Regions from separate parts of the Homo sapiens genome. Here region 1 is linked to region 2. The links are chromatin contacts, found by Hi-C or POLR2A ChIA-PET in ENCODE. All regions are on one chromosome and are shown on one strand. Each heading gives the region's core, a stretch centred on a gene start or an enhancer-like site at or near the end of the contact. The rest is flanking DNA. Distances are from core to core; before and after follow the strand shown. Region 1 overlaps ABCA6 (ATP binding cassette subfamily A member 6). Region 2 overlaps ABCA10 (ATP binding cassette subfamily A member 10).

Region 1 (2,700 bases), core at 171-2,670, 82 kb before region 2:
GACTTTTCTGAGATTGTGTATTTTTATTGTGATGGACTTATTTTATTTTACAATTTTTTTTACTGGCAAATGGGAAGGAATAAGGATAATTTTGTTTGTTTGTTTTAAGAATCAATTGATCAGCCAAGTATGTATTGAGCACTACCCTTTCTTTCCCAGATCTTATTAATGTACTGATTATAATAAAAATAGAATCATAATTGCTAAATTCACTGAATATTACATAAATGCCAGGTTTTAATAATCTAGCATGAATTATTTAATCCTCACAACTCCATAATGTAGTACTTTTATTATCTCTCCCTTTACAAATGAGAAATCTGGGGTTCACTCTTAAGTCCTTCAGTTCACTTAGCTGACTCCTCTTATTCTACCAGACCTCCATATTTCTACAGTTTCTTTCCTCTCTTCTCATCCACTGGAACAAGAGAGGAGTCTAAACTTTGACAGTGTGAGAGGATACTCCAGAACTCCGTGTGCTAAGATGTGCTACTATACCTCCACCACACAGCATAATAGGCTGAAAAGATACTTCCTTATCAGGCAGGGGTCTAGGGTACCAGTAAAGCACCACAACCCTGGGGGTATGGAATTCCACTGGACTCTAGAAACAAATTAACTACTGACTGTGGCTTCACTCAATGATGGAGAAACATTGCCTACACTGTCCTTCCAAATGGATCCCAGATCACCAAAGGACAACTGCATTGAATATCAACATACTATACCTTCTGACATATGATCCTGTGAGGAGTAAACAAATTGCCTTAGTCCTAGGACTAGCATCGTTTAAGTTGATACTAGCTGTACAATGATAAATTCTCACAACATATATTTTCAACACATATTTAGAAATAAATTATAAGTTATTTGTATGCAAATGCAAATTTTAGTGCAAACTGCTTGAGGTCTTTGTGAAGAGGTATAATTTTAAAACTTTTTAGCCTACTGAAATCAAGATGTGTTCATCAGCACAAGTTCTGAATCAGTATTGCCAACCATGCTACTGTCTCATATTTTTTAACATGAGGAATGACATAAGGTCTGAGACTTCAAGTTTATTCCTGAGCCTGTCACTACTTTTTGTGTTTTTCTGAGCAAGTTACTAAATTTTTTCCTCTATTGAAGTAGGAAATTAAGAAAATAACAGAATAATGGCATAAGTAATAATAGTGAAAATTATAGTAACAGAAAAATAACAATAGCTCATAGAATGAATTGCTGTATTAACCAAGGCTGAAAAGAATTTAAGTTGCGCACCCCCACCTCCGCCGAAGTTAAAGTTAAAAGAGAATACTAACTGTCCCAAGAAACATTAACCATATCTACTTCCCACATATTCTGTAAGTTCTGTAAGTCCCTGTTTTTCTTGCTGTGCAGCTGCAAGGTCACAAGATAAGTAAGTGAAAGTTAAATTGCAACTCATATTTTTCCTAAGATGCAAGTCATGGCATAAATGATAAACAGCCTTTGTTCTCACTTCTGCAAACCTGCTTCCTGCTTCAAGTTTTTCCCGCCCCAAAATGCTTAAAAGTTGCTCGCTTTCTTTGTTAGGGGCTCAGACTTTCAGGACACATGTCTGCTGAGCCGATATACACCTAAAATAAAAGCTCTCCTGTATCCCGATCGGTCTCTCTAGTTCCTTAATTTCCTGCAACACTATAAAATTTGGTAAATCATACTAGACAATTTTGAATTTCTTTCAAGTCTGACATTCCACCATTCTAGAAATATGTAGATTCCTTTCAGTGATAGAAAAATGAAATAAATAAATATACTGAAATAGATAAGCATAAGAAGGGCAAAGGAAAAACAATCAGAAATTACAAATATATAAATACATATTTTACTATTACACTGCGGTGTAATTTTGTTTTTATATTTTGAACAGTCTTTGTTTTCCAAAACGTACCTTGCCTCTGGAATATTGTCTTGCCTTATTTGAATCCATAACAACTTAAGCATAAATGGCAGCAAAGGATAAAAGGCATGCAATCATACGTGTATGTGTTTTGATTTTAAAAATACAGTGTTTCTCAGTGTCATGTCTGATTTTCTGCTGTGATCTTTTATTTGTGATAATTTTTTCAAATCACAGTGAGAACACCTTAATCACCATGTTAGTTCACAAGCCTAAGAAGTGGTTCTGCATTATCATCTTTCCTTAGAAAGAACAAAGTCAAATTTCTTCTTTTGTTCATCTATTCACTTGCTGCCGTATATACAAGGGGCATTCATAATATGATAATGCAGATTCTGTCTTCTGCCATTTTTTGAAGGAAAGTTCCTCTCACTGGACTCTCACTCCTTACTCCACAATGGGAAAATGGTTTCTGCTCTCTAAGCCTAGAGATGAAACTTATTGTTTTGGAAGATTCTGGCCTATTAAGTTCTAGAAGTTCTGTCACAGTCTATGGAATTGATGCACAGATTTGAAATCCTGGAACTTGGCTGAGAAAATCTTGTCTATAATGTTTTCCAACCCAAAGCATCACTATGGAGCCTGCAGCCATGAGGAAATTAAACCTGCTCAGCTTCTCCACTAAAAGCTAAAAGGCAAGGGCTGAGGTATGTTTCTATCACTGATGCTGAATGCTCTCTTGTCTGAGAAATTTCCAGCTCTATACAAACTGGGATAAGTTGTGAGTATACGGTAAGCCAGGGGCAACTATTTCATGAGGCACATAGCAAAAAATGTGT
Region 2 (2,773 bases), core at 66-2,565:
TTGATTCTACTATTATAATTGGCTTGTGGAAAAAATGATCACTTACCAAAACAAACATGAGTTCCCATGAAAGCTGGAATCCCAGAAATATGAAGTAGTAAATTAAATGTATTGAAAAGAGAATCAAGAAGTATAATGGAATGTCCACCAGAGCCTGTCCACACCAGTATGCTGAAGGCCAGAGGCCTGAAATCCATAACTGGGATTGAACATTTTTCTGACAAAGAATAGAAGGGATAGAGGAAGGGATCTTAGTTTGAAAAGATTTTGTGGTTATGTAAAAAAAATTGTTTAATAAATTTTAGAAATAGTATGTTATAGTGTCTGTGTGACAAAAAGCATCCTCCTAAAAATCTAGCATCTCCAATGGAAATGTGTAGTTATTGGTTCAACAGAAAAGTCTCAGCTATTTTTAAAGTTAATTTACCCATTGATACAGATTAATGAAGATGACTACACTATATATTTTTAAAGCCCAGTTTATTAAAGCGTAGTTAAATAATTGGAAACACTGTATGTCTGACATTTCATGCTATAGTTAAAAATCTAAATTCCCTTTGGAACTGTGAAATAACTGCATGGATCAAACAGTACCACATCTTCATCCCTGAAGTTTATTTAGCATGATTTCCCTTACAGCTGTGGCAATTTTATTGTGCTAAATGGTAAACTTTCTGACCTCTTTGAAATCATGTGTTTACTATAATCTATACTGATATTAGATTGTAATGTATGTGTAAAAACATTAACCAAAGTACAACTGTGTGTGTATAAAACAATAAAATTGCAATTACTACAGTCAAATAAAATCAATCTCAATCTAATTTCCTCTCTCTCCCTCTTACTTTATAATCGCTGATGCTGCTCATGCCGATAAAAGGAGAAACGCAGTTTGTGATCAACAACAAAAATATGGACCCATCTATAAAACCAAGATCCAGCACTATGTCATCCTGAAAGATGAAAACACATCAGTAAGCTGTTGCAATTGTTACAAATTATACAAACATTATAAGATACGTTTCCAGGAAATAAAGAAAAACTCTAGAAGCATTCACCTGATTTAAGAAGCAAAGAGACAAGCAAACATGTTTTGTTAACCTTAGTGGCAGGTTCCATTCCCAGGAACAGCATGATATAAAAGAAATTCAAAATCTCAATTTTATATGTATATACGGTAGTCTCCCGTTTCCACAGGGGATATATTCCAAGACTCCAAGTGGATGCCTGAAACCTGGATAGTACCAAACCCTATACATAATATGTTTTTTTAATCTGATAACTGAAATGGCTACTAAGTGACTAATGGGTAACATATACAGTGTGGACACACCAAACAAAGGGATGATTCACTTCCTGGGTGGGAAGCAGGACAGGGCAAGATTTCATCATGCTACTCAGAACAGCATGCAATTTAAAACATATGAATTATTTATTTCTGGAATTTTCCGTTTAATATTTTAGAACTACAGTTGACCAAAGGTAACTGAAACATCAGAAAGCAAAATCACTGTGAAGGGGGACTATTGTACTTAGAGGGCATGAGCAGTTTCTCTTTTACATTTACATCTGATATTTTAGGGAGCTACAGTTATCATATCTGAAGCACTGAGTTAAGTTGTCATTTGTTCCAGTTCCCTATTTCCAAGTTGGCCTCTAATAGTGATTGTTGTGAAGCTGGACTTATGCTTAGGCATTATGCCTAACTACGTGCAAGATACAATTAGAAGAGAGCAAATCTTCCCTGCCTACATAATTTGACTTCTAAAATTGTTTAAATTAAACAATTGTCAAGGCATTGAGGGGTCTTTAAGTTTTTTTCAAGACACTGTAATTTATTATTATTATGACAAAAAAAATCTAAAGAAAAGGAGTGCAGAAAAGGTAAGTTTTTGTCATAAATGCAGGTGCAGGTGGAAGGGCAAAAAAGAAGCAATGAAAAGGTTGTTCTAAGAGTATTAGTAAAGATGTGGGAAGAACCAGATTACCAGGGGCTAAATAAATGCACAATCATCAGTGTAAGGGAAGGGTAACACTTATGACTCCATATCCCTGCTTCCCAGTATCACCCCTGGGAAAGGATATTACCCATGTTGTTGATCCTGTTGCTTAATATTAAATGGGCCAATGTCATTGGTTGATGCACATATCTGTTTTCCTCTCTAAGAATCGGACAAGACTTCATCATGCTACTCAGAACAGTGTGCAATTTAAAACTGATAAATTATTTCTAGAATTTTCTATTTAATATTTTTCAACCATGGTTGACCAAGGGTAACTGAAACCGCAGAAAGCAAAATCATAGATAAAGGGGGACTACTGTACTTAGAGTGTACAAGCAGTTTGGGTCCAACTAAAGAGATACCTTTTTTCTCCTTTATATCCTGCACTCTCTACTTGGGTGTACTGCTTAATTTTGCTACCCTAAATCTCTGCTTTTCTTTGCTCCCCCATCTCTCTTCTGCATATCCTCAACTTCATCCTAATGATTCCCAAAGTATGCATTATCTCCATCTACTTCTCTGGGTTCCTTGCTTTTAAAATATTCTACAGAAAGTATCTACTTGGGTATACTCTGCTTTATCTAATATACTAAGTCAAAAACTAATACTAGCATCTCCTCCAAATAAACTTTCCTTTTCAACTTCCCCATTTCTATCAGTAGTTTTGTGACTGTTTCAATTTCCTAAGCTACAAAATTGTCTTCTTACATGCATACCTCTTTTTTATACTTCTTTCAATCTGCCATTTAATGCTACTATTCTATGAAATT

What was found. A loop is a pair of places that touch in the nucleus more often than their neighbours do. ChIA-PET counts read pairs that join two places held with the same protein, here RNA polymerase II (POLR2A). Pooled maps may share reads with other maps.
Region 1: a map of Calu3 shows a loop between it and region 2 (2.1-fold over the local background). The contact joins two enhancer-like sites. A Hi-C loop is called at or near these places in 3 of 168 maps with a recorded cell type or tissue (CD14-positive monocyte, Calu3 and heart left ventricle) and 2 of 50 pooled maps. POLR2A ChIA-PET finds 5 or more read pairs at or near these places in 1 of 52 experiments (activated T-cell).

Annotation. Positions count from the first base shown.
Region 1 is chr17:69,092,056-69,094,755 of GRCh38, forward strand. The region is part of intron 25 of ABCA6 (ATP binding cassette subfamily A member 6); the gene reads right to left. It also overlaps the pseudogene SEC24AP1. Among named protein-coding and RNA genes, the nearest start is that of MIR4524B, 6.1 kb to the right of the region's middle. Within about 2 kb of position 1,421, at least 6 of the 41 ENCODE cell types and tissues checked have a DNase peak (open chromatin) inside an H3K27ac peak, as active enhancers do; they include CD14-positive monocyte, where a contact is called at or near this core.
Region 2 is chr17:69,174,561-69,177,333 of GRCh38, forward strand. It overlaps ABCA10 (ATP binding cassette subfamily A member 10), which reads right to left. Exons shown (of 39, transcript NM_001377321.1): 23 at 846-953; 24 at 47-217. Among named protein-coding and RNA genes, the nearest start is that of ABCA6, 34 kb to the left of the region's middle. Within about 2 kb of position 1,316, at least 6 of the 41 ENCODE cell types and tissues checked have a DNase peak (open chromatin) inside an H3K27ac peak, as active enhancers do; they include CD14-positive monocyte, where a contact is called at or near this core.